Regions from separate parts of the Mus musculus genome. Here region 1 is linked to region 2. The links are chromatin loops, found by intact Hi-C in ENCODE. Cell type or tissue: gastrocnemius. All regions are shown on one strand. Links, peaks and the distances in the headings refer to the core of each region. The heading gives the core; the rest is flanking DNA.

Region 1 (16,112 bases), core at 6,477-11,476, 85 kb before region 2:
TATCTTTTTTTAAAGAAGCATCAACCTCAGATAGATTAAAGACTTAAATGAAGCATTTGAAACTATTAAAACATATTTTTAAAAGAACAAAAGACAAAAAAAAATCTATGACATTGGTAAAAGAAAGGGTTACTTGATCATAACTCCTAAATCATAGTGAAGAAAATAAAAATAAGTAAACAGCATTACACCAATTAACAATCTCTGCACAGCAAGGAAAAAGCCTTGAGTCAAGAGACAACCAATTTGTCTTAATTACTTTTCTATTGTTGGGACAAACCGCCATGATTAAAGCAATTTATTAAAATGAAGCATTTAGTTGGGCTTACAATTTTAGAGGGTTTGAGTCCATGATGAGGGAGCAACTGCACCTTGGCAGGAACAGTTGAGAGCTCATATCTTGATCCATAGGTAGGAGGCAGAGAAAGACAAACTGGGGATGGCACAAGTTTTTGAAACTTTAAAGCCCGACCCCTGTAACACACTTTTTCCAACAAGGTCACACCTCCCAATCTTTCCCAACAGTTCCACCAATTGGCAACAAAGCATTCAAATATATAAGCCAGTGGGGACTGTTCTCATCTAAACTATCACACCATGGGTTAGAGAAAAGATGTGCAAATCCTACATAGAACAAGAACACAAGAATCTAACTAGTAACAAGAAAAGAAATAGCCCCATTAAAAAATATAGTGGCCAACACACATTCAATACTTATCAATAAGATATAAATTAAAACCACAATGTAACATCAACTCATATCTGTTAGGCTGTGTATCAAAAAGGTTTTCATCATAATGTTAACAATGGCATGTTAAAAGATAGCATCTTCATACATTGTTAGTGGTATTATCTATCGGTGCAGTAATTTCTGAAAACATAGAACATCCTCTAAAAACTAAGAATTTTCATGTTATGATCTAGCAATCTCATTACTGCCTGTATATGAAAAGAACTAAAATCAGTAAATCGGTATGCGGGAAGATGTCTGCATTTACATGCTCCTTGCAGAATGATTCACAATGTCAAAACATAGAAATAGACTAAGCGTCCATTAATAGATAAACGGATGTTAAAATGTGGGACTTAGCACAGAGTGGAATAGTGTTCAGCCTGAGAAAAAGAAATGTCATCATTTGCCAATATGAAGTGAGTGAATCTGAAGATTACTATGTTAAGTCAAAGAAGCCCAGCACACACACAAAAAACATGTGACATTTGTTCTCATCTGTGGTAGATAAAAGTGTCCAAACTTATAGATAGCAAAATAGTCGTTACCAAAAGGAGTTAGAGGAGCAGGGAGAATGAAGTATTATCCAAGTGTATAAAGAATAAGTTGGGGGGTGGAGACATAGCTTAGCAGTTGAGGGCATCTTGCAGAGGACTCAGGTTTTATTTCTGGAACCTACACTGTAGTTTACAAACATCAAGAACTCTATTTCTAGGGAATCTAATACCCTCTTTTTACCTCTGTAGGTACCAAGAACATACATGGTGCAAAACATTGACATGTAAGATAAAGTGAATACAACTAAATTTTAGAAGTGAATAAGTCTGGTGTTGTACTGCTATGAAGAGGTCTATAATTAGCAATGCACTGTAAATTTCAAAATAGCTATAAAAGAGGATACTAAATATCTTTATCACAAAAATTATAATGTTTCAGATGATAGGTATGTTAAATTTCCTGATTTGATCATTTCACAATGGAAACATGTACCAAAACATCGACTTGCCCCATATATGTGTGTGTGTGCGTGTGTAAATGCTATTTATTCATTAAAAGTAAATTTAAATAAAAATATGATCTATCTACAAAAGGAAAATTGCTTAGCAACCAGGGAGAAAACTACTACTACATGCTACAATTAGGATAAAGTCAAAGTATAGGCTATGTAGAGGCATCATACCTTAAAGGCTATATATTCTGTATTTTTATTCCTGTTGAATATCCATAAAGGTACAGTTTTAAACTGAATACTAATTATTTTCTATGGCTGGACATACTGATTAAAACACTGCAAGTGGGAACAGGAGATGGTTCATATATTCTAAAATGGGCTATAGCCATTAATTGCACAATTCTCTAAGCTTAATAAAGGTCATTGAATGGTCTACTTTGAATGGATATATTTAAGGTACAAAAATTATACTTCACTAATTTTGAAAAAGGATTACATTTGTATCTGGTTTGCCAATCTTGCTTCTCTGTGTGCAGATGACCACTTACATACCATTTAGGATTATTTTTATTTCCAAGAAATAAAATGCACCTTTATATACTGAATTAAAATTCTTCAGGAAAGACTCTATTCTTCCTATTTAAAAAGTAAAATTACCATTAAATGTGTTTCTTATAATTTCATAACATAATTTTATGGCGTTTTAAATTTAAGACACAAAAGTTTAAGAACTTATCATGCCATACAATCTGAATTGTATGACAGAATTATTTATATATAGTTTCAAAATATCTTAATTAGTGATGAATTATCTTGGTTCTTAGGAAATATGTAGCCAATATGTTCATAAACTTTAGTCTAACAAATCAATGTTTGTTTTGTATGAACTACACCTATGATTTTGTTTCCATATTCCATGAAATGGATTATTCTTTATTTTTTTTTAATTTTATTTTATATATATTTTTAATATGTATTTTCCTCAATTACATTTCCAATGCTATCCCAAAAGTCCCCCATACCCTCCCCCACACTCCCCTACCAGCCCATTCCTACTTTTTGGCCCTGGAGTTCCCCTGTACTGGGGCATATAAAGTTTGCTTGTCCAATGAGCCTCTCTTTCCAGTGATGGCCGACTAGGCCATCTTTTGATACATATGCAGCTAGAGTCAAGAGCTCCGGGGTACTGGTTAGTTCAGAATGTTGCTGCACCTACAGGGTTGCAGATCTCTTTAGCTCCTTGGTTACTTTCTCTAGCTCCTCCATTGGGGGCCCTGTGATCCATCCAATAGCTGACTGTGAGCATCCACTTCTGTGTTTGCTAGGCCCCGGCATAGTCTCACAAGAGACAGATATATCAGGGTCCTTTCAGCAAAAGTTTGCTAGTGTATGCAAAGGTGTCATCGTTTGGAGGCTAATTATGGGATGGATCCGTGGATATGGCAGTTTCTAGATGGTCCATCCTTTTGTCTCAGCTCCAAACTTTGTCTCTGTAATTCCTTCCATGGGTGATTTTTTCCAATTCTAAGAAGGGGCAAAGTGTCCACACTTTGGTCTTCATTCTTCTTCAGTGTCATATGTTTTACAAATTGTCTCTTATAGCTCAGGTATACTAAGATTCTGGGCCATTATCCACTTATCAGTGAGTACATATCATTTGAGTTCTTTTGTGATTGTGTTACCTCACTCAAGATGATGCCCTCCAGGTCCAACCATTGGCCTAGGAATTTCATAAATTCATTCTTTTTAATAGCTTAGTAGTACTCCATTGTGTAAATGTACCACATTTTTTTGTATCCATTCCTCTGTTGAGGGGCATCTGGGTTCTTTCCAGCTCCTGACTATTATAAATAAGGCTGCTATGAACATAGTGGAGCATGTGTACTTCTTACCGGTTGGGACATCTTTTGGATATGTGCCCAGGAGAGGTATTGCGGGATCCTCCGGTAGTACTATGTCCAATATTCTGAGGAACCACCAGACTGATTTCCAGAGTGGTTGTACAAGCTTGCAATCCCACCAACAATGAAGGAGTTTTCCTCTTGCTCCACATCCTCGCCAGCATCTGCTGTCACCTGAATTTTTGATGATCTTAGCCATTCTGACTGGTGTGAGATGGAATCTCAGGGTTGTTTTGATTTGCATTTCTCTGATGATTAAGGATGCTGAGCATTTTTTCAGGTGCTTTCTCAGCCATTCGGTATTCCTCAGGTGAGAATTCTTTGTTTAGCTCTGAGCCCCATTTTTAATGGGGTTGTTTGATTTTCTGGAGTCCACCTTCTTGAGTTCTTTATATATATTAGATATTAGTCCCCTATCTGATTTAGGATAGGTAAAGATCCTTTCCCAATCTGTTGGTGGCCTTTTTGTCTTATTGACGGTGTCTTTTGCCTTGCAGAAGCTTTGGAGTTTCATGAGGTCCCATTTGTCAATTCTAAATCTTACAGCACAAGCCATTGCTGTTCTATTCAGGAATTTTTCCTCTGTGCCCATATCTTCGAGGCTTTTCCCCACTTTCTCCTCTATAAGTTTCAGTGTCTTTGGTTTTATGTGGAGCTCCTTGATCCACTTAGATTTGACCTTAGTACAAGGAGATAGGAATGGATCAATTCACATTCTTCTACATGATAACCACCAGTTGTGCCAGCACCATTTGTTGAAAATGCTGTCTTTCTTCCACTGGATGGTTTTAGCTCCCTTGTTGAAGATCAAGTGACCATAGGTGTGTGGGTTCATCTCTGGGTCTTCAATTCTATTCCATTGGTCTACTTGTCTGTTGCTATACCAGTACCATGCAGTTTTTATCACAATTGCTCTGTAGTAAAGCTTTAGGTCAGGCATGGTGATTACACCGGAGGTTGTTTTATCCTTGAGAAGAGTTTTTGCTAATCTAGGTTTTTTGTTATTCCAGATGAATTTGCACATTGCTCCTTCTAATTCGTTGAAGAATTGAGTTGGAATTTTGATGTGGATTGCATTGAATCTGTAGATTGCTTTTGGCAAGATAACCATTTTTACAATGTTGATCCTGCCAATCCATGAACATGGGAGATCTTTCCATCTTCTGAGATCTTCTTTAATTTCTTTCTTCAGAGACTTGAAGTTCTTATCATACAGATCTTTCACTTTCTTAGTTAGAGTCACGCCAAGGTATTTTATATTATTTGTGACTATTGAGAAGGGTATTGTTGCCCTAATTTCTTTCTCAGCCTGTTTATCCTTTGTGTACAGAAAGGCCATTGACTTGTGTGAGTTAATTTTGTATCCAGCTACTTCATTGAAGCTGTTTATCAGGCTTAGGAGTTCTCTGGTGGAATTTTTAGGGTCACTTATATATACTATCATATCATCTGCAAAAAGTGATATTTTGACTTCATCTTTTCCAATTTGTATCCCCTTGATCTCCTTTTGTTGTCGAATTGCTCTGGCTAGGACTTCAAGTACTATGCTGAAGAGGTAGGGAGAAAGTGGGCAGCCTTGTCTAGTCCCTGATTTTAGTGGGATTGCTTCCAGCTTCTCACCATTTACCTTGATGTTGGCTACTTGTTTGCTGTAGATTGTTTTTATCATGGTTAGGTATGGACATTGAATTCCTGATCTTTCTAAGACTTTTATCATGAATGGGTGTTGGATCTTGTCAAATGCTTTCTCCGCATCTAATGAGATCATCATGTGGTTTTTGTCTTTGAGTTTGTTTATATAATGAATTACATTGATGGATTTCCATATATTAAACCATCCCTGCATCCTTGGAATAAAACCTACTTGGTCAGGATGGATGATTGCTTTAATGTGTTCTTGGATTCGGTTAGCGAGAATTTTATTGAGTATTTTTGCATCGATATTCATAAGGGAAATTGGTCTGAAGTTCTCTATCTTTGTTTGGTCTTTCTGTCGTTTAGGTATCAGAGTAATTGTGGCTTCATAAAATGAGTTGGGTAGAGTACCTTCTACTTCTATTTTGTGGAATAGTTTGTGCAGGACTGGAATTAGATCTTCTTTGAAGGTCTGGTAGAAATCTGCACTAAAGCCATATGGTCCTGGGCTTTTTTTGGCTGGGAGACTATTAATGACTGCTTCTATTTCTTTAGGGAATATGGGACTGTTTAGATCATTAACTTGATCGTGATTTAACTTTGGTACCTGGTATCTGTCTAGAAATTTGTCCATTTCGTCCAGGTTTTCCAGTTTTGTTGAGTATAGCCTTTTGTAGAAGGATCTGATGGTGTTTTGGATTTCTTCAGGATCTGTTGTTATGTCTCCCTTTTCATTTCTCTTTTTGTTAATTAGGATTCTGTCCCTGTGCCCTCTAGTGAGTCTAGCTAAGGGTTTATCTATCTTGTTGATTTTCTCAAAGAACCAACTCCTCGTTTGGTTAATTCTTTGAATAGTTCTTCTTGTTTCCACTTGGTTGATTTCACCCCTGAGTTTGATAATTTCCTGCTGTCTACTCCTCTTAGGTGAATTTTCTTCCTTTTTTTCTAGAGCTTTTAGATGTGTTGTCAAACTGCTAGTGTGTGTTCTCTCCAGTTTCTTCTTGGAGGCACTCAGAGCTATGAGTTCCCTTCTTAGAAATGCTTTCATTGTGTCCCATAGGTTTGGGTATGTTGTGGCTTCATTTTCATTAAACTCTAAAAAGTCTTTAATTTCCTTTTTTATTCCTTCCTTGACCAAGGTATCATTGAGAAGAGTGTTGTTCAGTTTCCACATGAATGTTGGCTTCACATATTTATGTTGTTATTGAAGATCAGCCTTAGTCCATGATGATCTGATAGGATGCATGGGGCAATTTCAATATTTTTGTATATGTTGAGGCCTGTTTTGTGACCAATTATATGGTCAATTTTGGAGAAGGTATCATGAGGTGCTGAGAAGAAGGTATATCCATTTTTTTAGGATAAAATGTTCTGTAGATATCTGTTAAGTCCATTTGTTTCATAAGTTCTGTTGGTTTCACTGTGTCCTTGTTTAGTTTGTTTCCACGATCTGTCCATTGATGAAAGTGGTGTGTTGAAGTCTCCCACTATTATTGTGTGAGGTGCAATGTGTGCTTTGAGCTTTACGAAAGTGTCTTTAATGAATGTGGCTGCCCTTGCATTTGGAGCATAGATATTCAGAATTTAGAGTTCCTCTTGGAGGATTTTACCTTTGATGAGTATGAAGTGTCCCTCCTTGTCCTTTTTGATAACTTTGGGTTGGAATTTGATTTTATTCGATATTAGAATGGCTCCTCCAGTTTGTTTCTTCAGACGATTTGCTTGGAAAATTGTTTTCCAGCCTTTCACTCTGAGGTAGTGTCTGTCTTTTTCCCTGAGATGGGTTTCCTGTAAGCAGCAGAATGTTGGGTCCTGTTTGTGTAGCCAGTCTGTTAGTCTATGTCTTTTTATTGGGGATTTGAGTCCATTGATATTAAGAGATATTAAGTTAAAGTGATTGTTGTTTCCTTTTATTTTTGTTGTTAGAGTTGGCATTCTGTTCTTGTGTCTGTCTTCTTTTTGATTTGTTGAGGGATTACTTTCTTGCTTTTTCTAGGGCGTGATTTCTGTCCTTGTATTGGTTTTTTTCTGTTATTATCCTTTGAAGGGCTGGATTCATGGAAAGATAATGTGTGAATTTGGTTTTGTCGTGGAATACTTTAGTTTCTCCATCTATGGTAATTGAGAGTTTGGCCGGGTATAGTAGCCTGGGCTGGAATTTGTGTTCTCTTAGTGTCTGTATAACATCTGTCCAGGCTCTTCTGGCTTTCATAGTCTCTGGTGAAAAGTCTGGTGTAATTCTGATAGGCCTTCCTTTATATGTTACTTGACCTTTCTCCCTTACTGCTTTTAATATTCTATCTTTGTTTAGTGCATTTGTTGTTCTGATTATTATGTGTCTGGAGGAATTTCTTTTCTGGTCCAGTCTATTTGGAGTTCTGTAGGCTTCTTGTATGTTCATGGGCACGTCATTCTTTAGGTTCGGGAAGTTTTCTTCTATAATTTTGTTGAAGATATTTGCTGGCCCTTTAATTTGAAAATCTTCATTCTCATCCACTCCTATTATCTGTAGGTTTGGTCTTCTCATCGTGCCCTTGATTTCCTGGATGTTTTGATTTAGGATCTTTTTGTGTTTTGTATTTTCTTTGATTGTTGTGCCGATGTTCTCTATGGAATCTTCTGCACCTGAGATTCTCTCTTCCATCTCTTGTATTCTGTTGCTGATGCTTGCATCTATGGTTCCAGATTTCTTCCCTAGGATTTCTATCCCCAGCGTTGCCTCACTTTGGGTTTTCTTTATTGTGTCTACTTCCCTTTTTATGTCTTGGATGGTTTTATTCAATTCCATCACCTGTTTGTTCGTGTTTTCCTGCAATTATTTAAGGAGTTTTTGTGTTTCCTCTTTAAGGTCTTCTAACTGTTTAGCTCTGTTCTGCTGTATTTCTTTAAGTGAGTTATTAAAATCTTTCTTGATGTCCTCTACCATCATCATGAGATATGCTTTTAAATCCGGGTCTTGCTTTTCAGGTGTGTTGGGGTGCCCAGGACTAGGTGGGGCGGGAGTGCTGCATTCTGATGATGGTGAGTGGTCTTGATTTCTGTTAGGATTCTGACGTTTGCCTTTCGCCATCTGGTAATCTCTGAAGGTAGTTGTTATAGTTGTCTCTGGTTAGAGCTTGTTCCTCAGGTGACTCTGTTAGCCTCTATCAGCAGACCTGGGAGATTAGCTCTCTCCTTAGCTTCAGTGGTCAGAGTATTCTCTGCAGGCAAGCTCTCTTCTTGCAGGGAAGATACCCAGATATCTGGTGTTCCAACCTCCCTCCTGGAAGAGGTTGTGTTCCACTCACCAGAGGTCTTAAGATTCCGTGGAGGGACCTGTGAGGACCTTGGGGATGTCCGGAAACTCTGCGCGCAAGGAACCCCGGTGCTGGAGTGGACCAGAAGGGACTTATGCCCCTGATCAGGCCTGGTTATCTGTTTCCCTAGTTAATGCAGTTTGAGGTCCTGTGCGATTGGATTGGAGCAGATGCTGTGTTCCACTCACCAGAGGTCTTAGGATTCGGAGGGGGATCCTGGTGGGTCCTTGCGGGTGTCCAGAGACTCTGTAGGCAAGGCACCCCAGTGCTGGGGAGGACCGGAAGGGATTTGTGCCCCTGATCAGGCTGGGTTAGCTGCTTCCCTAGTTAATGCAGTCTCAGGTCCCGCGATTGGATTGGAGCAGACGCTGTGTTCCACTCACCAGAGGTCTTAGGATCCCGAGGGGGATCCTGTGTGCGTCCTTGCGGGTGTCCGGAGACTCCGCAGGCAAGGCATCCCGGTGCTGGAGTGGACCGGAAGGGACTTGTGCCTCTGATCAGGCCGGGTTATCTGCTTCCCTAGTTAATGCCGGATTATTCTTTCTTTAAAATTGCTGTTTTTTAAAAAACAAATGGACCGCATACTTGTCTTTTTTATTATTTAAAGTTCCAAAATTATCATTTCTGTTAAACCAGACAATCTTTTAAATGTAGATTTTATGTTAGAGTAATTTTTTATTTCTGCCAGCAGGTGGAACCCTTTAGATTTATTTTGTCTCAGTGCAAGATAAACGAACTCTCTGTGATCCATTTTCATTTATAAGAATAGTTTTATTTAATGTTTGTTTCTGAAATACGATGAGTACATAAGAATAGTCAACATATATTCCCTACAAAATTTCATCATTAGTGAAACTCCCACTAATATATTTAATTGAACTTCAATTTCACAGACACTTCATCAAATTGCACTGGTCAAAGTGTAAATTCTCAAGATATTCTTTGTATCTCCAATGGTAAGGAAACACATAACCTAAAGGATCCTCCATTCTATAGAATAAGGGTTTGCAAATATTTTATGTAGTCAATTAGTAAATGTTTACATTCTATGAGACTTACTGTGTTTATCAAAACTATCTATTACTATGATGGTTCAAAAACACACAGATAATATGTGGGCAGGTTTAGTCTTTGGACTCTGGTATTTATCTTACCCCTGCTCTTGGCCAGAACGTCCTGAACTTGCTTGTGAATCTGAATCAACAGGATATTTTAAATTTCAGATAGTGCAGTCAGTTCTCCAGAGCATGTGATTAGGCAGGTCTCTGAAAGGACTTGAAGATATGTATCACTAGTAAGTTTCTAAGTGGTGCTGATGTTGTTGGTTCCAGGTACAGATTTTACCCTGGAAACCATACTCTAGGCCATATCATCATTTCTGCAGCTATTTGTTTGTTTATTATCTTTGTGTGTATAGTGTGTGTGTGTGTGTGTGCTCATGCGTGTGTGTATGCTTGTGTGAGTGTCTGAGTCTGTGGATATGTGCCACATAAGTATTGGTATTCAGAAGGGAGCATTGGACTCTCTGAAAGTGGAGTTACAGGTGGTTTTGAACTACCTGATGTGGGTACTGAGAATGGAAGCCAGGACCTCTGGAAGAGCAGCAAGTTCTTGGAATGACTGAGTCATCTCTCCTGGCCTCTGTTGGTTTATTTCTAAAATAGTCTTTAAACAGGTAGAACAGATATCATAACATGAACTTGCAATATTTTCTAAAGAGACAATTTGTGAAGTAATAGATTGGGTCAATGGGAAGTAAGACTTTATATTGTGACATACACGGTTCAATTATCACCATCTATTAGAGTAGTATTTTTTTTTTCATTAAGAATGATGCTATAGAAAATACCTCTTGAAGAGGCTCACAGGCTGAAAATGTGTTGACATTAGTATGAGAAGGTGAGAAAAGAATCACCCACCACTGCTTTCATCCTGACAAAATCCCTATATTTTAATGCATGTTTTTTACATAGCTAAAATCATATTTCACATTTAACTTTAAAATACAGTTTCTTAAGTATAGTGATCAGAATTGCTACTCTTGTAATTAAATACTATTTGTAAACATCACATTTAATAGATACGTAATTTCCATTACATATAGGTATATTTTAGCAACTGTTCGTACCCCATCCATAATTCTTGGATATTTCTGTCTCGGTGTTTATTAGAAATAATCTTTCAATGAACATTTTGGTGCATAAATTTGTCTTTATGTGAGATTTCTTTCAAAACCCACAGAAACGTCAGTACTGATATGTTTAAGGTTCACATTGCATATTCAAGGTGTCTTGATTATAATCTTATCCTCAGTGCATCGGGGAACAGCTACACTACATCCTGTCTAGTACTAGCCATTTTCATTACTTTTCTTTGTTACACACACTTGTGGCTGGCTTAATTTTCTCAATTATTCCCTCTTTGTGTCCCACCCTCATACCCTCTTCCACTGCTTGTCCATTAGAGCTACTAAAGCAAAGTGTCATAAACTGGATAGCTTACAAACAGCAGAAGTTCCTCACAGTTCTGGAAGCTGAAGTTTAAAATCAAGCCACGGTTACGTTGTGGACTTAGAGGTGGGGAGGCTGCGTGTTGGTTTTTCAATGATGGCCAGGATCCCTTTTTATAAAGTTTCAAATACCATTCATGAGGCCTGTGACAATTGATTTTAACATCAACTTGCTACAAGACCTAATTATTTCAATAGAGAGCCTCAATTGAGGGACTATCCTGACTACCTTAACTGATGTGAAAAGGCACACCCCAAATGTGTAGTGCACCTTCTAGAAGCAGCCCAGACTACAGGGCAAGGCAGATGGAGGATGTACTCATGGTCTTTCCTCTTGCCTTTGAGTTGATTTCCTCCGTTGTTGTAGCTGATTTCTCCGTTGATACCAGAAACAGCATCTCCAGGGTTCCACTGTGGACTGAAGAACAAAAGCTTCTAGAAACCCTACAGGTTCTCAGGGCCAGATTTGAACTGCTGAGTCACACATCCTCAGGGACTGGGCAACTACAGGGTTCATGGCTGTTCTGGTGTGAGACAGCTATTCCACAATGTTAAGTCTGATGGCTGAGGCACCCAGCCTTGAGACCGGAAGCAACAACTGGTTCTCAGCCACTCGAGTGTGAGACAACTGTTGTCATGTTTCAGAGTACAATGATTTAATAATTTTTTTATATATACTGTACACACACACACACACACACACACACACACACACATTCATCCTATCAGTCTGTTTCCTAGAACCATGACTAATTCCATACCATGGAGACTTATTTAAAATTCAATCTATAATACCATTGCATAAAGAATTAGGTTTCAACCTATGAATATCAGTAGGACACAAAATACTCAGATCACAATACTCATTCACTCTCTCTTATTCCCTTCAATCCCTTACACACACACACACACACACACACACACACACACACACACATGCACGTTCAAGATATTGCCATTACAATGGCAAGCATAGCATTATTTGAGGAGGTTTGGTATGTGGCAGAATACGCATGTGCACATCTACAAAGGTGGAGAGCAGTAGCCATTCCCAGGCTAAAGCTACATTTGAGAATGGTTAAGGCACAGAGGTCTCTAACCTCTTCTTTCCCTGCGTACAGCATGGCTTGAGTCAAGACATGAGTGCTGGGCTGAGACAAAACAGTATAAAGGTTGAATTCACATCTGTAAGAAACCACAGATGTGTGGCTGTCACTTTCATAGTCCTTGCCTCAGGAAAATTCTCCAAAAGATCATGGTGGAGATAGAAGCATTATGAACATCTGCTCCATTTGGCTTTGAACTGTTTTTGGTGACTGGTTCTTCTTCACCTGTCTTGGTTTGGATTGGAGTTTATTTATGGACAAGTCTATAGCTCTCCCCTTACAGAATTTTTCTCCCTGATGTCTAGGGAAGATTATCTCACAGACTCACAAGTTCATCAGAGAAATGAAAATCCATCTTTCTTCATTAAAATTTATGATAGAGGAATGATGGGAATGAAACATCATTGACTACACTAAAATCAACATTGGTGTCCATAACAATAAATTTTAGAACTGGTTCTCTCTGCTTTGTACTTCCCACAAATTGTTTTTGGTCAAAAATCTGAGGAAAATGCATTATGGTACAAGGACAAAACAGCCCTGACCTAGGAAAATTCAACCAAAAGTGTCTCATCCAATGTGTTAGACCTTACATTCCATTATTCCCCAGTAGAAGCTAACACTATACTTGGGAGGCAGAGACAGGCAGATTTCTGAGTTTGAAGCCCGCCTGGTCCACAGAGTGAGTTCCAGGACAGCCAGGAATACACAGAGAAACCCTATCTCAAAACAAAACAAAGCAAAACAAAACAAAACAAAACAAAACAAAACAAAACAAAACAAAATAATCAAGCCAGTCTCCTCATTGTTCTTGAATCAAAAGCCATGCCCGTGTCTCATTGCACCGCCTCTCCTTCTTGGCTCCTGTGATTTCTGACCCCTAGAGTCACTTTTTAAAATACTTTCTCATAAAATCTAACTTTTTCAAGATCCAGTATAAACTTTAGACCCTAAAAGAAATGGCCTTTTTGGGGTTCTTGGGGGACTCAACTTAAAACAGCTGAACTCCAAGCTATCAGGCATTAGCTCATTGTTGAAGACATTTGTAGAGCTCAGCCTGAGGATGGGAATGCAAATGGAGCATTAAGTTGGAAGGGTCACATAGTCCACAAAGAGATTGACTTGATGCCCTTTCAAAATATGTCCCCAACATGATAAAGAATGGTAGAGTAGTTCTAGCATACATAAGTGAATTAAGAAGATGTCAAACATTAAACTCACTCATCAAGGGGGTATAATACTGAAGCAAGAGAGCAAATCCAAGTCCCTAAGAGAGGCAGTTCAGTACATTTGAGGCATGACTTGGATACATTCTATTGTCAGGAAAAGTAAGAACCCAGACTATTCTTCCTGACAGACTGACTGCTAAATCGTAGAGGGGAAAGAAGTATATGGGAGAACAGGAAAGAAATCCCCGATTACTTGATTGGTTTTCTGCACCTCAGCAGAGTAGTCTCACTACAAACTAAATTTAATTGTAAAACAAATGACATCTGTCTTTCTTAGAAAGTGACTCTATAAACTGAGACCCAGTACCAAAAGGGTTTTTTTTGTTTCTAATATTCCACTACCAGATATAACTGTCTTCACCTTCCATTAAGTGGATATTTAAAACCGATGAGCAAAGTTTAGGCAAACATATCTACATTGTGTGAATGTTTTGAAGAGATGGTAGAAATACTTTTGCATCATGAGTTTAACTGAGGTTGTAGTCGTAGGAAGCCAAAATTATTCATCTACTGTAGTCATGTCTTTGCTAGCTTGATCAAATTTGTAGAAAGAACAACAGTGGCAGACACAAGTTTCTGTATTTACATTTCTTCTCAAACTTCATGACGAAAAACATGAAACTGTTCAGAGTTATTTTAACATTTAAACACATTCATCCTCAGAATTGGAAAATGCTAACGCTTTCCTATGCCCATATGCTGAATAAAATTCAAAGTAAATAGAGCTAGCATATTTTTGGAATTGCTACTATCAAAGCAATTAAAAACTCATCTCAAGGTGGTTATTATAGAAGTATTATTGTTATTTATGTGTCTAAAGAAGAGACATTCCTGTAGTGGTATTATAGTACCCATATGAAACATTAAAAAGAAAAGAAAATATTATCTGTTTCAAATTTTTCAGGATTTCTTTTAAGGCCTATAGCTTTTCAATACAATGTCTCAGAGAGGAAGTCTTTTCTGTGCTGTGATATGTTAAATATTTTTAAATAAAATTATATTTACAGACATAAAAGAATAGTTGGATTAAAAATAATAATATTTGATTATTTGACTTATACCCACGATCTTTAATTTATTTAACTGGCTTTCCATGACCTTCTCATAAATTAAATGGCTTTAAAAATTAATAACACAGTGTATTCTGTGATATCACCTAGTTTACCTTTTTTGATATGCTTACCAATAGAGTAAGAAACAGAAGTACATTCTGCTGTGGCCATCTTGCCTCTATTATGCTGGATATTATTATCCTAAAGAATAAAAATTTTCTGGATTTATTTTATAGTCATATAATTATTCGCATATGAGATATTTTAGTATAGAAAACACACCTTATAGTGTCCTTTATAATGCCCTATTATGTGCCTAGGAAATTTTTGTTATCTTGAGAAGGCTTATAGGAACTGTCTCTCATTTCCTTGAAGCATGTAAACTATAGTTTACCACAGAAACATGTTAACTAAATATAAATCAAGCTAAAACTACGAAATAATTTATAATAGCCTCATTAAAGAAGTGGCTGCCATGATTACCAATGCCTCACATGTGCTAAGGATGGTGGTTATTCTTTATGCTGTGAGAATATAAGCACTGTGGACATGAACGGGCCTTGGTGCAGCCTGCACTTTCTCTAGCATGCTGTATTAGTTATGCTGATATTTCTTGTCAACCCCATAAAGCAAAGATTTTTCCCCAGCTGGTTTCTTGATCTCGGATCTTGAGTTTTAACCTGTATTGCTCTACAATCCACATTCATCTTCCTAATTGTGTTCAAGTATCTATGTTACCCTGCATTTCCCACAGTCTCCACATGTTACTTGGCATTATAGAAAGGAATGAGAACAATCTCAACTACCAATAGATTTCTCTCTTCCAAAAGATAACCAAAAACCTTTCTTTTCTCCCTAAATATCATACTGGATGTATCAACAATGCTTAGAGCCTAGATAGCTAAGGCTTGAAATTGCTGTGCATGAACTTACACATGCAAAAACATTTCTTTTTTTTTCCATTTTTTATTAAGTATTTAGCTCATTTACATTTACAATGCTATACCAAAAGTCCCCCATACCCACCCACCCCAACTCCCCTACCCACCCACTCCCCCTTTTTGGCCCTGGCGTTACCCTGTACTGGGGCATATAAAGATTGCAAGTCCAATGGGCCTCTCTTTGCAGTGATGGCAGACTAGGCCATCTTTTGATACATATGCAGCTAGAGTCAAGAGCTCCGGGGTACTGGTTAGTTCATAATGTTGTTCCACCTATAGGGTTGCAGATCTCTTTAGCTCCTTGGGTACTTTCTCTAGCTCCTCCATTGGGAGCCCTGTGATCCATCCATTAGCTGACTGTGAGCATCCACTTCTGTGTTTGCTAGGCCCCGGCATAGTCTCACAAGAGACAGCTACATCAGGGTCCTTTCAGTAAAATCTTGCTAGTGTATGCAATGGTGTCAGCGTTTGGATGCTGATTATGGGGTGGATCCCTGGATATGGCAGTCTCTACATGGTCCATCCTTTCATCTCAGCTCCAAACTTTGTCTCTGTAACTCCTTCCATGGGTGTTTTGTTCCCAATTATAAGGAGAGGCATAGTGTCCACACTTCAGTCTTCATTCTCCTTGAGTTTCATGTGTTTAGCAAATTGTATCTTATATCTTGGGTATCCTAGGTTTGGGGCTAATATCCACTTATCAGTGAGTACATATTGTGTGAGTTCCTTTGTGAATGTGTTACCTCACTCAGGATGATGCC
Region 2 (16,112 bases), core at 6,279-11,278:
GTTTTCATGAATTCTGAGTGCTTTCCATCACAGCTGATTGAAAGGGTCGTGATTATCATATACTGTTTGCCTTGCTGCTATAAGAAGTAGCTTTGCTATTGAAGACATCTGTGTCTTCAGATAAGATGAATTTAATGCTCATATTTCACATTAAGCAGTTAAGAATCAAGAATTTATTTGAAAAGTTCTCAAATTAAACTACTAATGTAAGGAGTTATATTAAAAATATATTCATGTATAGTAGAGTTTGCAGTTAGAAGAATAAAATGATGCCCAATAAATTGAAAACCATACAAATGGGAATAATTATAAATTACATAGTGTTATTTTGCCCTTAAAGAAACTCAATGTGAACCTATCTTGAAACCATAAAATTTGTTATATAAATGTTAACAGCTAACATTTAGGAGCCTTTAGTTTTTCTCTTTCTATTAAATTGAGTTTCTGTTTTTAGTTTTCCTTTTAAAATATCATATGGATTTACAATCTAATTGTAATCTGTTGTTGTGAATTCATTTCATAGTTTGATCGTTCCAGCAAATGTAACTGACAAAGATTATAGGAGTGTTTTCTATTCGTATGGGTATGCCAACTTAGCCATTAGTAAAAATAATTAGCAGGATGCTTCTTCAGGTTATGTAACTGTTTTGGTTCTCATATGCACATGTGAAAACTGTATGACTGTCATTTAAAATAAAAACACCTTACGTAGACAGCCTTTTTTGTTGTTGTCTAAATAGAAGTCAGGCAAATGCTGTTGGGAGGGTTGCTTTACACTATTTCGTGGTGATTTATTTTCTTTTTAAAATACTGGACACATTAAACTCCTCTTAATTCAGTAAATACACCCCTGCTCTTTATATATTTATTCATTGTCCCTATGTTCTTGGTCATATATTCTTATCACTTGGGTTTCAAATAGGATTAAAAAGAAGTAAAATCCTTGTACCATTTTGTGGTTTCTTATATCAGCAATGATCTTTATTCCCTCATTTCATTGCTACAAGGAAAAGAAATAGATGTGCTTAAGAAGGAAATTGAAATAAGTAATACTGAGAATGGGAGGAGTTGGTGAAAGAAAAATACTTTGTGCCCAACTTAGGAAAAAGCTATTTGACCCATTCCTACAGCTTCCGTTTTCATCCTGCTAAAGCCAATAGATCTAACTACTCTGTTCATCCCGATTCAGATGCTAATGGTGCCACTTCTGCGAGGTTATAGCAGAGTCAAAGCGTCTCACACGAGTGGGACTCTCAGTATCAGGCCTCTTGCTGTCCTTGAATCCTTGGGGTTTGAGCTCTGAGCAGATAGATCTTCATATTTGTTCTGTAAGAAGTCTTCCTAACAAAGCAGTCACCAAAGCAGCACCGTAAGCGGAATTAACGTGGGTGAACTGATCTACCAAGTTTGTGTGTGTTTTCTCTTAAAACAAAGCCAAATAATTTTATATAAAACAGCAACCAAAATACCCTCTCAACTTTCCATCAGACAAAATGGATTCAGGTTTTGTTTTACATAAAAGCTTCCCGAATCCAGGTTGTAATAGCCCATTCTTCAGTGCATCCTGCCCATTTGGTGCTTGCTTTGCAAATGTTGAGTAGATCCAGATAATTCTTTCCTTTTAAGAAAAAATTATACTCTTACATTCTCAGCATACCCACCAATATGAAGATATAGATACTTCAGTACCTACACTCAATAGTTTTGTTCTATCAGTTGGCCATGAAACATATGAACAAAAGTTTAAAAACTATTTTTTTTTTTCTGGTATGTTGAGAAAAACCCTACAGTCTGCTACAAAGTTCTTCCTCTGGAATCAGGTGGTATTAATTAATGCAAGAAAGGGTTTTAAGTGGCTAAATCTGGAGGCCTTGTTTCTTTTGACTGTGATTTTTAAATAAGTCACAATCTCTGTTTTGCAGGATTTTTTTTTTCTTTGACAGTAAAACAGTAAAACTTATCTGATTCTATTTTTTAAGTCTTCAGCAGTGTGATTTTTGTTTTAGGTAGCTTTATTTGTAGCTCTCTCTGTTCATAGTTTCTGTTTATAAGCTAAAAGTGGATGGAGGAAGTTTGGGTTTGCAATGGTGGAAGAGTAGAAAGAGCTTCTGGTCTGAGAGAGCACAGCACTTTAACTTTGAGGTGGTGGGATCAGGGTTAAGTAAATATCACGATATATTATTGGTCATATTTAATGACTCAATAATTGCAATAAACCAAAAATTATTTTTTTGACAGACTGAAGGACTTAATTGCCTGCGGGTCGTCTGAGAAAAGACAGTTTTAAGTAAGTTTTAAGTGAGTGGAGTGCAGCCTAGCTTCCATGGCTCCTCTTTCCCACTGGCCACTAGATGGAGAGGTGGTCCGTGTCCACAGCTTATCCGTGGTACACCGCTCACTTCTGAGTTTCTACTGGCAAAGCTGAACTGGATGCCTTTGAACATTTTATGAACACAGACATGATATTTAGGCGATGCCATCAGAGAATACACTGTCTTCTATAAAATCATAATGTGATTTTCATGAAATTCAAAAAGATTTGTTTTTCCTTAGCCCCTGTAAGTCCTGGCAGACCTGGGAGGCCAGCATCACAACTCTGGTTTTAACTGCCACAATAGCCCCTCTTGCCTCTTTCAAATTTGTCCATTTAGAAAGGGCCTGGAATGAATGTCAGCACGACAGTGCCACCTTGTGTCCCTGTTGCTATGAGAGTAACTAATGCATGAGCCAGTGAAAAGGAAACAACTGGACATTCAGAAAAATATTTGCAATTTGTTCTAAGCCTTGGTTTTGCATTAATGTTACAAAAATACGTATGAAGTGTTTTAGTGTGTTCGAGAATTCTTAATTCTCAAGAAAATATTAGGATCTGTGTATTTCCCTCTCTCATACTAGTATTGAAAATTTTAAAATGCTGAGTTCAGGGAGGGATGTATTTAACTTAGAGTTAGAGATGGAGAAGACAAGAGATTTTCACCCAGTTCTTACCGCTTATAAAACTGAAACTAAGCACATCAGACACCAAGCTATTTCTTCTTTTGAATTCTGATGGGAACTTTTCTATGCATCCCTTGTAATACCACTTCTCACATTCACTTGTCATTGTTTCTGAGCATATAGGCTGTGTAAGCCCTGGGCTGGAGGATGAGACTTATGTATGACTGTCTGTCATTCTGGAACCTTCTATGGTACTCAGAATACTCACTCAAGTCACTTGAGGTTCACATGAATACTTATACTGGGCAGCTTATGACACATTTATTTATTTTGCACACACACATAATACACAACACACACACACACACACATATACACACTTACTTTATCCTTCTCTCTCCAAGATTTAAATGGTTTTCAAAGAATTTCTCTTGGAAGAACACCTTTTGACTTAGCTCCTTTTCAAACAATCCTCTCTAACTTTCTCTTTGATACTATACACACACACACACACACACACACATATATATACACATATATATATGTGTGTGTATATATATTATGTATATATGTATGTATATATATATGTATATATTTAGTTTTTCTTCTTTTTTTAATTAATTTATTTTTTTACACTCCATATTTTATTCCCCCCATCCACCCTCTAACTGTTCCACTTCCCACACCTCCTCCCCACCCACCTGTCTCCACGTGGATGTCCCCACCACCCCACCCCACCTGATCTCTAAACTTCCTGGGGCCTCCAGTCTCTTGAGGGTTAGGTGCATCATCTTTGAACGAACACAGACCGGGCAGTCCTCTACTGTATGTATGTTGGGGGCCTCATATCAGCTGGTGTATGCTGCCTGTTTGGTGGTCCAGTATCTGAGAGATCTCGGGGGTCCAGATTAATTGAGACTGCTGGTCCTCCTACAGGATCACCCTTTTCTTCACCTTCTTCCAGCCTTCTCTAATTCAACAATGGGTCAGCTGCTTCTGTCCATTGGTTGGGTGCAACTATCTACCTCTGACTCTTTCAGCTGCTTGTTGGGTCTTTTGGAGGGCAGTCATGATAGGTCCCTTTTTGTGAGTGCTCCTTATTAAAATGACATTTTCTGTTTGTGTGTGTGTTATGGTTGGCTGTGCAGTAGTCAATGCTCGGTTTCTAATTTCAGCTTCACAACAAAATTCTTGTGCTAATGTGAATGAGATACTTGGCCCTCCTACATCAGTGCATAAAAGAATTGGACTGATCCGGCTGATCTGAAGGGTGTCAACTCATGAGTTTTGGAAGGCCTGCTCTTGTGTTTACATTATTTTTGTACCTTTGACATCTCAGTTTTTGAATTACTACTATAGCTAAAAGTTAAATTACTCATTGTTGAAAATATTACCTGTTATCTCATGACTCAGAAGAGAAAGCTCTTCTTACAGGGTTACATTTAAAGTGGGCATGGGAATTATAAGAGAGAGGCACCGTAAGATTTTGCATTTTATTAAATATTTAGTTTGGTTGATTGGGCTACCACCATCTTTCTCTTTTAAGCTATAAAATAAGTAGAATATTTTTAAAGAGCAACTACTTGCCACCTACATATTATTTCATGCTATTTTAAACTTTATTCATAACTTGTTAAAGTCAGAGTTAAGGTTTAAGTTTCACATGTTTTTGTATGGAACTTATGCTTGAGTTTTAAGTCCACATATCACTGAAAACACAAATAAACTTAGGATTGGATAATTCACTTAACTTTTTAAGTTTGCCTTTATAATTTTTAAAAAGCAATAGTAGATGTTACCTTTCCTATAAACTCTTATAGAGTTATTGTGAGGATTAAACGAGTGAGTTCATGTCTGTAAAGCTTTCACGAGTAGTAAAAACAGTGTACAAATACTAAGGAGTGTCCCTGCAATTACTGCTGTAACTAAAGAAGGAACGATAATAAAGTCCAAGTCAGAGCAACACACACAGCTTAAGAACATTCAAATCTGGGGCATTACTTAGAATGCTCCTCTGTGGCAGCAGACTCTTTAGAGATGTTTTCGAAATTTTCTGTATTTTGCCTTAATAACTAGTAAATGTAAAACAAGACTACATCTACTGTCTTTAAATAACTTTTTATACTTAGTGTTCACAAGTTGCTTTTGATCATATTTATTAAGTATAGAAGCTAATTTTTAAAAAGTAAGCAATTGTTATGGGAAATGTTTTCAAACATTTAATTATTATACCATATAGTTCATTGGTTTTTAAGCATCAGGGTGCATAATAATCACCTTACAGTATTTCTTAAATTTTAGTTATCCAAGCTCCATCACCAGTAATTGGTCAATGAAACTCAGGAATCCTGCATTGTAGCTGGTCCAATCAATTGAGAAAATATTAGTTGACTTTTATGTCATCTACATATAGTCTCAGATGTATCACAATCAGCAAGTGAGTTTTCATATGCATGGATTCCAAAGTCACATGTATCTTATAAAAGCTACTCCATCAGTTTTTATTGCAAACTGTGAGAATGACTGCTTTTTATTTTTTTAAGGTCTAATGTTACAATATGTTTATCCTTGCATCCAAATTCAACTTCATCAATCATATGATTCCTTAAGTAAATACAGCTGTATTTTACATGTGAAAGGCTAGTCAGTACTGCCATATATTAAAAGTTTAGTCTTGTCTTATAACCAAAACTTACGGAAGAAGGACAATACTTTTTGTTTTTCACACAGGTTACTTAATTTATCTTTACCTACAAGTCTGCATGTACAGTGATAGTCTGTCTGTGCTTCAGATGAAAACCCCTGTGTAGAATCCATTGTGACATTAGTTGACAGCTGTGTACACCAAAGTTGAGATTCAGGGTCTGTGTTTTTTTCACTACATTATATTATTTTCCCCAAATCTAATGAACCTTTATCAAATTCTCATTATGTTAAGTGGTAGTATCTAATTTTGGGAGGCATAAATGTGTGTGAGCCACTTGATATAATAGTTATTAATTAAATCATGTTAATGGAAAGAAATTCTTACTTTTCCATTGAAAATGATTTCTGGATGGAGGTAGAAATAAAATACCAACAATCAAAAGGAGCCTACATAGTTCTTCTAACTATAGTCATTGAATTCTTAAGTAGCTTTACTTATGGGATTATGAGGTATTTCCTACAAGAGAAGAAAACTAGGCTTGTAATGGTTAAGTGACTCATACATGATTGCATATTTAGTAAGGGGCAGAGCTTAGGTTAAATACGGATTCAGTCTAACATTGATAGCAAAGTTAGTTCTCTTACTATATTATCAGTGACTTTAAGTGTACTCTTTACAATCATAGTATACCCCAGAATCAAAAGGTGTCACATTTGTTAACCACAAGTCACAAAGTGCTAATAAGCTTTGTAGGATATAAGTTTATTTCTAATGCATGTCGAGTAGTCACAGTGTAAAGAAACTATGGTCTGTGTCATCTATGTTTGAAAATAACCATGATCTTATAAATCAAGATACATATATAGTTTGGGAAAGTTTTGATGACAACTTAATTCATATATTAAACATGTATGTATGTATGTATGTATGTATGTATGTATCCAGATGTAGTAACAGGAGAATGTAATCCTTTCTTTAGAAGAACTTCAATTTTGGGGATTTGGATTACATTTGAAATTCTAAGAGTGACCTTTTCCCAAATTACACTCTTTTAGGTGGTCATCTTGGGAAGAATGAAGGGTAGATCTTAAAATTAAGAAGTTTACCTACTCTTTTTTCAAATATAGAAATTAAAACATGATTTTGTAGAAAGTCAAATTTAGTAAGGGAGTATGAAATGGAAAATTTTGTCAGTAATTTATTTAAGCTCCACAGGGAAAATTCTGTAGGCTCTTTGAATATCCTAAATTTATTTTGATTTGAGACCAGCTTAAAGGGCATGTCTATCTTAAAACAGTTCTCCATTTTTCTGAGGAAAATTCCACAGGAGCTAGTAGTGGGAGGTAGTATACCAACAGTGACCCTGTTGGGGCCAAATAAGCACTTTGACATAACTCACTCCTTCCCGATCTTGAGGCCAGCGTGTGTCCTGGCTACTGGGCATGTTCAATTTTGACAGCTAATTTTATGTCTTTGCAAACACAGAAAGTCAGAAAACTCAATGGGGAGGGGAAGGTGTGACTGGTATTATGTAGATGAGGTTTTGGCTCGGAGTAAAACGTGAAAACATCTAGCCAGTATAGGCATATGGGAAGCAACTGGTTAGCCTTGCTTTGCAGGTTAGGAAGGAGAAGCCTGCATGGGTAAAATGACTAGTTACAGCTACACATGTGTTTTCAGGGTTGAGACTTGTACTGGAGCTATTTCTTCAGTGAGAACATTGCCTGGCTTGGTGCCTCTATTGATGAAGAAACTCTAACATCTCTGCAGCCTGTTTCCTCCCTCCTCTTTTCTTGCTGTTGCTGTAATATCTGAAAATTATTTTCGTGATAGTTTCAGGCTTAGGTAGACTGTCAGGTAAATTTTGAGCATGAAGGATGTTTAGAACAAGCTGATCTGTAAGGCCAGTGTGCATCCTTTTAAGCATGTGTATCTTTTATTCAGACCATATATGTAACAATCATGGGGTTAGAAATAGACATGGTGTCGAATAAGTAGAGATTGTGCTCATGGCAGAGCTCTAAATATGGAAATTGTAGTGAACATACAAGGTTTTAAAAACAGCTTCATAATCATATTACATGGAATTAGAGTAGATACATTAATTAGAACTTTAGTCTTTGAAAGGTTTATAACTTCCTTAGATATCTCCTCTGCTTGAGCCTTGTGGGAAAATTTCACCTTGGTTCCCATCTTACCTGTTGAGGTCATATCTATTAGTCAGCTTCTCACTGTTACAGTAAATAGAAAATCTGTGGATGGTGCAGTGTGTGGGCAGTAGCTTCACTTTTCCTTATAATGCCGCCTTACTGGTTTCTCTGTGCCAACTGAAACCACAACCTGAGTTTGACTTGGTCACCGGAAGCTAACCCAGTAACTGCATAGAAGAACTCAGAGGGAATGTCATCATATTCAACATGGTTTGCACACACTGCAGTAGAGTTTCCAGTCCTCTAAACTTTGGTTAGTGAATGTTTGAGTTGTTACCAAACATGAATGCAGATCAGGTAGATGGTTCTCATATTGACATACCCACAGCCATCAGAGCCTTGGATTCTATTCTAAGAATTGAAATTAATTGAGTTCAAAAACAGCCATACATTTGATTCACAAATGTGTCCTATTTGCCAATAGCACCTAGTTTCCTTATAGGTAGGGCCTGCTGACAAGTTTGTGTTTTCATATCTCAGCTATGGAGTCAGTCAGTCTCAGTGGCCTGAGGAGGCCAGTGGTGAGGGCCTGCGGCTTTGTTAGAAGCGGAGCACAGGCTTCTCACCTCCCATTTAAATTCACACCAATTGGCAGGAAGTTAAGTGTGGTTCTGTAAGAAATGGAGAATGCTTAAGCCAGAAGGAGCTAAAGTAACTAAATGACATCTTCCAAGGATTCTACGTATTTCCCACAGTTCTCATCTAGACTTCATCTTTATCAAGTTTTCAAAATAAAAGATGAAGTTGACCGCCTTAAGGAGACAGTAGCCTTAGCCTACAAACTCTAAAATTATAGGTGGTGCAGTTTGGATATTCTTGGGGACAGATAAATATGCTCTTATCTACTACAAATTAATTATTTAGTTAAAATTCTCTAGAAAAATAAGTACTGATCCCCAACAAGTTATTTAGGACATAAAAAAAGAGGTAGCAGTTCAAAATTTTCCTTATCCTGTTTTTAAAATTATGAACATAGATTTGCATGAGAGGGAGAGATTTGGTTAATTGCCATTTAAATATGCAGCTCCAGGTTTGTGGGCATCTCTGTGAGCCAGGATACAAAGACCATAGAAAAAGATTCTTGTTTGGAAATTACATTTCATGTGGCTAAAAACACTAAAGGAGTTTCTTGTTATAATAAGGTGAAAGTGGTTACCAAAGAAACAAAAGTTTCTTATCGCTTGGCCTGAGGCAAATGTGGCATATTAAGCTTAAAATGAATTCTTGTCTCAGGAGTGCACACAACTCTTATTAATGTCTTAGAAATTATGCATACATAGGAGAAAAGGAATAGCACTTTCAAGATACATTTGAGAAAGCATCTATTGGGGTCCAGATGCTGTCTAATACGTAATGTGGATACTTAAGCCTCAGTCAGATTTTGCTGTTTTTACCTCTCTTACTGGGGCTTCACATTGTGCAGAACGACTTGTTTTTGTCTTGAAAGGGCCTTTCTCTTCATGATAGTCAGGTTCCCGGGTGTCCTGAAAGAGTTAATGTAGTTTCCAAGAGTGCCCAACTTCCTTCCAGGGAGTAGTGAGTGCATGTGAGCTAGTCTGGCTCCAGGATATGTGTTCACATCCCAAAACCAATTTGGCACAACTTGAAATGTCTGCTAGGCAGAGGATTCAGTGTTGTTAGGCCACGCAATTAGTGCTTTATTTCATGAGCACCAAATTCACCCAATAGTGTTTTGTTGTAAAGAAGAGCCTGAAATTCACAATAACGGGTTTCATTTATCAGAGCCATATGGGACTCACCATCTTTGGATATATTTGTAAGGCTTTCACAAAGAAGAATCCTGAGGCATCTCAGATTTCACGGATTGGAGGGCAATCTGGATGAGGATCGTTTGTTTGGAAATGATGAACTGTCCTTTCATATGTAGCCTCCAATTTCAGTAATCCTTGAGAAGATCCAAAAAGCCAGGAAAGAGTTAAGTAAGCCTCAGCTTATTAGCTTTATTGGACAATAAAGACCATGGTTTTTATTCTTAGGTCTGGTTCAAATGCCAAGTGCACCTTTGATGTTAAAATTTGGCCACCTAATCTCTAGTTTGTGATGTGGCCTGTATGAGAGGGAAGGTGGGTTCGAAGCCTCAACATTTTTTTTTTTGTCACTTTCTGCTAGTCGGTCTTGGTCATATGTCAGTGGGTTGCCGGGAAGCTCTGAGTAAAATAGTGAACTGAAAATTTAACCATGGTACTTTTGATAGCTGATAATTCAACATTATTTCTGTGCTGCCTCTTTTCCCTGTGATCTTTAAGGGGGTGATGCAAGATGTTCCCAAAAAGTGCTAATATAAATTGATTTTTAAATAAGTTTCTTTGTTAGTAGTCTATAAACTTAGATATTTCTCATAAGATATTTCTTCTGTGATTCACTTGGCTAATACTTTTTTTTTAAGTTCCTTATTTTACTTGGCTATTGATGACTTATAAACTAATGTTTAATCATTCGTTAAATATAAATGCTTTTGAAATATAAAGTACTATTGTGTAATAATGACAACCATTAATTTTTTTATAATATTTTCAGACTTTTGAATGTTGGTTCTGTAGGTTTATTTATTTGTTGTTTGGGAGCTCTTGGTGCTGCCTTATAAATCTGGCTAAATTTGAATCTGTGCAGGTAGTTAGTAGCACTGTGACAGATGCTGTTGCCTGTATGAAACTCATATAAACTTCATAAGGGTGCTGATTTCAACCTTTAGATATGATATTGGCATTCACTTGAAATAACTTTTGTTCATTTTCAATATTATTTTATTGCACTTGCTTTTACTTTACTATTATTGAATTTATACTGAATACTTAAACACTTCACTGGTTAACAGTCTTTTTATTGGTATGTTTTAGATTTCCCAGAGAATGGTCACTGCTTTTTTTTTTTTTCAGTTATAAGCATGTTGAATAACTCAACTTTAATAAAATTTAGCATGCTCTTTATAAAAATTTCAACTCTACATTGATACTAATATACATTTTAAATACTACTTTATAAGGAGCAAGATATCTGTTCCTTTCCATTTCTTTGCTAATGTGCATTATACTGGGCAAGAACAGTACTTAGATATTTCTGACATAGCACATCTGGAGTGGGTACACATGTGCTGCTATAGGGTGTTTATTCATGCTAGGCTATGAGACTGCTGAACAATAGGTAGAAAATTGGAATTACAGAATTAAACTATAACTGCTGAAATCAACTTGAGCATTAATTGTGCTAGGTGGTTGACTGTCTTATGATCTCTCCCTTTCTCTGTTTCATTCTTAGTCAGATGTTCTCAATTTAATACCTATAATCAATGGTTAAAATTCTTAAAATTAAGCTTTATTGTTTTCTTATTTCAACAAATAATAAGTATTGTGACCAAAGCAGACAGAATTTTTCTCACTCAAAATTTTATTCTGAACTAAAAATGAACTCTTTTTGCTGATGCTTTACATGTTATATAAGGAATTCTGAAATATTTCCTTTGTGAAAGCAATGCAGGATTTGGGATAATAGTTGTCAGCAGCATCAAGGAGTTAAAAATGGTACTGACACTCAGGTTAGAAAATGTAGCTCTAGATAAATGGTCTTTGAGTGGACTTTGGATTCACTAATGAAGTATAGGCTGTGAGGAGAAGAGAGAGAAGATAGGCAGATGGGGCAAACACAGAAATGTAGATGTAGTTGTGATAATCAGAGATGCAGTCCTAGTGACTCTTCCTGATGACACAGGATGGAGGAAGAGGAGGGCAGTAGTGGATGGAGTGTATGTGTAGATGATAACATATTTGGATGCTGAGAAGACAGTGCTAAGCAAAATGGTTCTTTGTTGTTTGATGTCTGTAGTGGCCCAGCTTTCTGCATTTGATTGAGGTTCTCGGGTAGAGTTGGGTGGCTCTTGTAAATAGTGTTTATCATATACATAGGATCACAGGTCATTTGTATTACATAAAAATTTTATTTGCTTGTGATGACTTTTTGAGCCTAAGGTATAGTAGGTTTTTGTTCATATTTTATAGGCAGAATCTCTGTTGTTTTGTTCAAATGATAAGTTTGTTTACATGGGCAGATGTGTGAGGTGCATGTCCATATGGGCACATGTACGGAATGGTTACCTCTGGCTCCCAAGTCTGTTGCTTTTTTCTTCTAACTTTTGCTTTATTGCCATCCCCATCCCACTCAATAGTTTCTGGGCCGAGAAACTATTAGTTTCTGTAGCTTTATCAGTTTATGTGATTTTATTTCCTTTCGTTGTTTTGTTCTCTGAGTTTGACTTTACCTCAAGAATTAAGCCCAAATATGATGAATTTTAGTTCTCACATCCAAGGTGTTTCTATTTCTTCCTTGTCCGTTTGTCCATATGTTTGCTGATCCCTGATAGGCTGTTCAGTGAAACAGCAGTTCTCCCCCCCCCCTTGTGTGTGTGTGTGTGTGTGTGTGTGTGTGTGTGTGTGTGTGAGAGAGAGAGAGAGAGAGAGAGAGAGAGAGAGAGAGAGAGAGAGAGAGAGAGAGGGAGGGAGGAATTAGCTAATTGGTGTTAGCAGAAATATTTTCACATGTTTTATAAGCAAAGTGCAGTAAGGTATATAAATGTAGATATGATCCAGACACGCGCAAGCTCACGACTGTCACTGCTCATGCATAGGCGCTCAGAAGTAATTAATGTTAATAAGATTTTAATGTGCTTGTGAGATCATAATGAGGAGAAATGAATGCTCTGATTAGGAAAAGGTAACTGTGTGTGTGTTTTGGCTTAGAACAAGATTTCAATTTTTATAAACCGCAATTTTAGAACTTGTTTGTGATTGCATCAATTGGTTTTATTTTCAAATTAGAGGTCTGTTTAGCCATTTGAATGATTAACCAAATAAATGGGTGAAACCCTGATCATAAGGAATAGTGCAGGTTTTCATTTGTAAGGCAGTGCCACTGTGTAGTAAGGCTGTGTTGTCTTTTGCCACCTTACCAGTTTAACATCTCATAAAAACAAAAACCAAACCAAACCATACACCCTTTTCCAGAAGCCACTTGTGAGGACAATATGTAGTTTTGTAGACTGTTACCTCTCCATTCTATAGATGGCATCTATAGGATCTATAGGACCCAGAGATACAGATACCCTCCTGCCACTTGGTGGTGGGATAATTGGTTTTAGTCATATGTATGATTCTTTTCGAAGTGTTTATTTAAAAAGATACTAAATGCCCAGTGTTTTTCTTCCTAAACATAATCTTTACAAATGTTAGAGGCTTATTGCTTTTTTTTGTAAAGTATGGTATTTCAAGGTAAGCAAAGATGCTGTCTCAAAATGCACTCCAATACTACGCCGCCAGCGATGATAGACTGGCTTAAACCCAGATGTCTTAAGCACTAGGGTATTTCTTCACAATAGTGTATGAAAATGAGTATTAACAGAGATTTAGAATGCATCTGCATTTATTATTACTTTTAATGATAAGCTAATATAAATGCATTTAAGGGGCTCTGCCCCGTGGACCTTAGGAATCACATATATAGTTTATAATATAAATTATAGATAGAGCTATACCCCGGAGCTCGTGTCTCTAGCTGCATATGTATCAGAAGATGGCCTAGTCGGCCATCAGTGGAAAGAGAGGCCCATTGGTCGTTGCAAACTTTATATGCCTCAGTATAGGGGAACGCCAGGGCCAAGAAGTGGGAGTGGGTGGGTAGGGGAGTGGGTGGGGTAGGGTATGGGGGACTTTTGGGATAGCACTGGAAATGTAAATGAAGAAAATACCTAATAAAAAATATAAACATTGTTTTGAAATTTAAGAAAAAGTTTGGATCTAAATTGAGATGTACTGTAGTTGATTTTCAACTAAGTTATAGTCACAGAAGGTGTGGAGTTTTTTTTTTTTTTTATTATAGTATTTTTGCTTGGGATTTAAAAACAATAGGAAGAGGAAGTGTTAAAATTGCTTCTACCAACAACTGTGACATCTTTGCTTTTCTGACAGTTTTAAGATTTACTTTCTATTGAATTCTGAGAATGGCGATCATCTCACAAAACAGTTCTGGTAATACTGATAAGTTGAATTTTTGGATCTTATCACAGAGATGTACAATTAGTAAGTTTTCCTATTTCTCATTATGTAAAGACTTAGTTTTTTGTTTTGTTTTCTAGTGCTTACATGGTATCTTATGGTAAAATTTGTCATAGAATCAGGTACATTTCTAGGTTTTCTGTCCTAAGTTTGTTGTGTGCTGTTTTCTCATAATTGTAAATTACTATGGCTTTATAATATGTTTTAATATTTAAGGTGTTCATTCCCTTCTCCAATTCCCTCATTACTCTTCTTGTTCAGTTTTCTTGATCAGTTGTTATTCCAAATAAACACTATAATCAGCCAGAAGAACTTGTATAAAAGAAAAACAAAAATACCTTGTGAAAATTCTCATGTAATTTTAGATGTCCCTGACTTGACACAGGCACAATGATTATCTTTATGGGAGTACCATCTCTTATGCAGAAGCTGAGTTTCCTCCCATATATTTAATAACTTTTGTGTCTTTTAACTATTCTATGGTCTTTGACATAGAGATTTAAACATTTGTTATTAAGTTTCTTATATAGTCTTATGTTTTTCTCTTAACTCATTTACTTAGCTTTTTATATACTTAAAGTCCTATGAAGTGTCTTCTCTCCCATCATATTTTCTACTAGCTATGTGTTTCAACATGGAGAGACGCCTGTTTACATGTTAACTTTATGGCTTCCTACGTTACAAAATGATTTTACTTGTTTGTGGTGGCCCAGGGTAGATTTGAGGCTGATTACGGTACATAACATCTGTGAAACTATGGACAGGCTATTTTGAATGTCTAGTAATGGACATTCAAAATAGCCTGTCCATAGAACAGACGACCATCTATGAGTCACTTACAAGCAACAAAAATTTATTTGTTACAGTTTTGGAGGCTGAAAATCTAAGGCTGTAGCTAGCGTTGGCAGGTTCCAAAGAGGGCCCTCTTCCATTTTGGAGACTGCTGAATTCTCTTGTCTGCTCTCATGCCAGAAGTGAACAAACTAGCTCTTTGGGATTTCTTTTGTAAGGCACAGTTCCCACTCTTGATGACACTGACACCATGATCTCAGCTAATCATAATTATGTCCTAAAGCTCCCTCTCCAGTGTTGTCGTCTATCGGTTCAGCACCTGAATTCCTAGGGGCAGGAACGTGCAGATTGACTTCACTGCCACTGACGTGGATCCCACATTTGCAAATTATAGCGCATCAGTTTATCGATGATCAATCATAGAAATAGAAGTGATTGTCTGGAAACTTTACTAATAATTTTTGGTTATGCTTATGAATTCATGATGGTTAAGTATTGAACACATAAGAATTCATGATGGTATTCATTAAAGAAGACTCTTACTTCTTAGCGTTATATAAGACTTCTTGATTAACTTGATGAAAAACCAACAATGATATTTTAGTAGTTCAGTGTCTTTTAAGCTCCAACTCTAGGTTACTGAAATGGATATTGTCTTATACATCTTTTAAATTCATTTAATATAATCTATTGTTGAAAAAGAATTTATTACTCTTTCAAGGTTCATATTATTTCTATATCTTGGTTGTGATAAAGAGTAAATAAGTCTGATAATGCTTTGGTAGTTGTTTTTATTTTAATTATTTTATTATTACCTTGTCTATTCTTAGTTTGAAATGCTTACACATGTATTTCACCCATATTCTTACTAGTAGTGTTGCTGTATGCTTCAAATAAATATGTGAAATATCCTCTGTGTGTGTGTGTGTAGTCATGCAAGTATGTTTGCAGACATGTATATGTGTATGTACATGTATGTGTAAGTGTGAAATCCAGGTTCAAAACAGCATATCTTTCTTTACTTGCTTTCCAGTTTTCCTTTGAGATAGGGCTTCCTCACTGAATCTGAAGCTCAGATGTTCAGCATAATAACTTGAGGGATCCTCCTGTCTCTGTGTTCCTCTCTGCTAAGGCTGAGATTAAGGCTCATGACAGATTTTTTTATCGTGTGTTTTGGGAACTTGCACTCAGGTCTTTGTGCTTTCACAGGAAACATTTGCCTCCCTGATCCATCTCCCTAGTGCTGAAACATTTTAATTAGCACTAAAATACAGACAAAAAGTGGCACATATGAATTTGCCAATATTGATAAAAGCTAAAGGTGAAGTATGATTATATCAGTGAAGCATATAAAAATCTTTAGCTGCTTTTGAATGAAATTTCTGAGAAGCTGCCGGAATGAAGAATAATTTCTTCAAAGAATCGTGGGTCCGTTCTGTTTATAGTTTAGATTTTGCCAGAATT

The links. Peaks named below come from ENCODE experiments on the same cell type or tissue, not always from the same donor. Only the 100,000 strongest peaks of a DNase experiment are listed, where the experiment ranks them.
Region 1: a loop joins it to region 2, with 3 times the contacts of the local background. A loop is called at or near these places in 20 of 42 quality-filtered maps.

The regions. Positions count from the first base shown.
Region 1 is chr16:42,826,924-42,843,035 of GRCm38, forward strand. The region is part of intron 1 of 4932412D23Rik (RIKEN cDNA 4932412D23 gene); the gene reads right to left. Among named protein-coding and RNA genes, the nearest start is that of 4932412D23Rik, 41 kb to the right of the region's middle. In gastrocnemius, for the core only: a CTCF peak has its summit at 9,200 (motif pointing right); no DNase peak of the experiment used is centred there.
Region 2 is chr16:42,912,258-42,928,369 of GRCm38, forward strand. The region is part of intron 1 of Zbtb20 (zinc finger and BTB domain containing 20); the gene reads left to right. Among named protein-coding and RNA genes, the nearest start is that of Gm19522, 8.2 kb to the left of the region's middle. In gastrocnemius, for the core only: no CTCF peak of the experiment used is centred there; a DNase peak (open chromatin) is centred at 9,356; H3K27ac peaks cover 1,163 bases.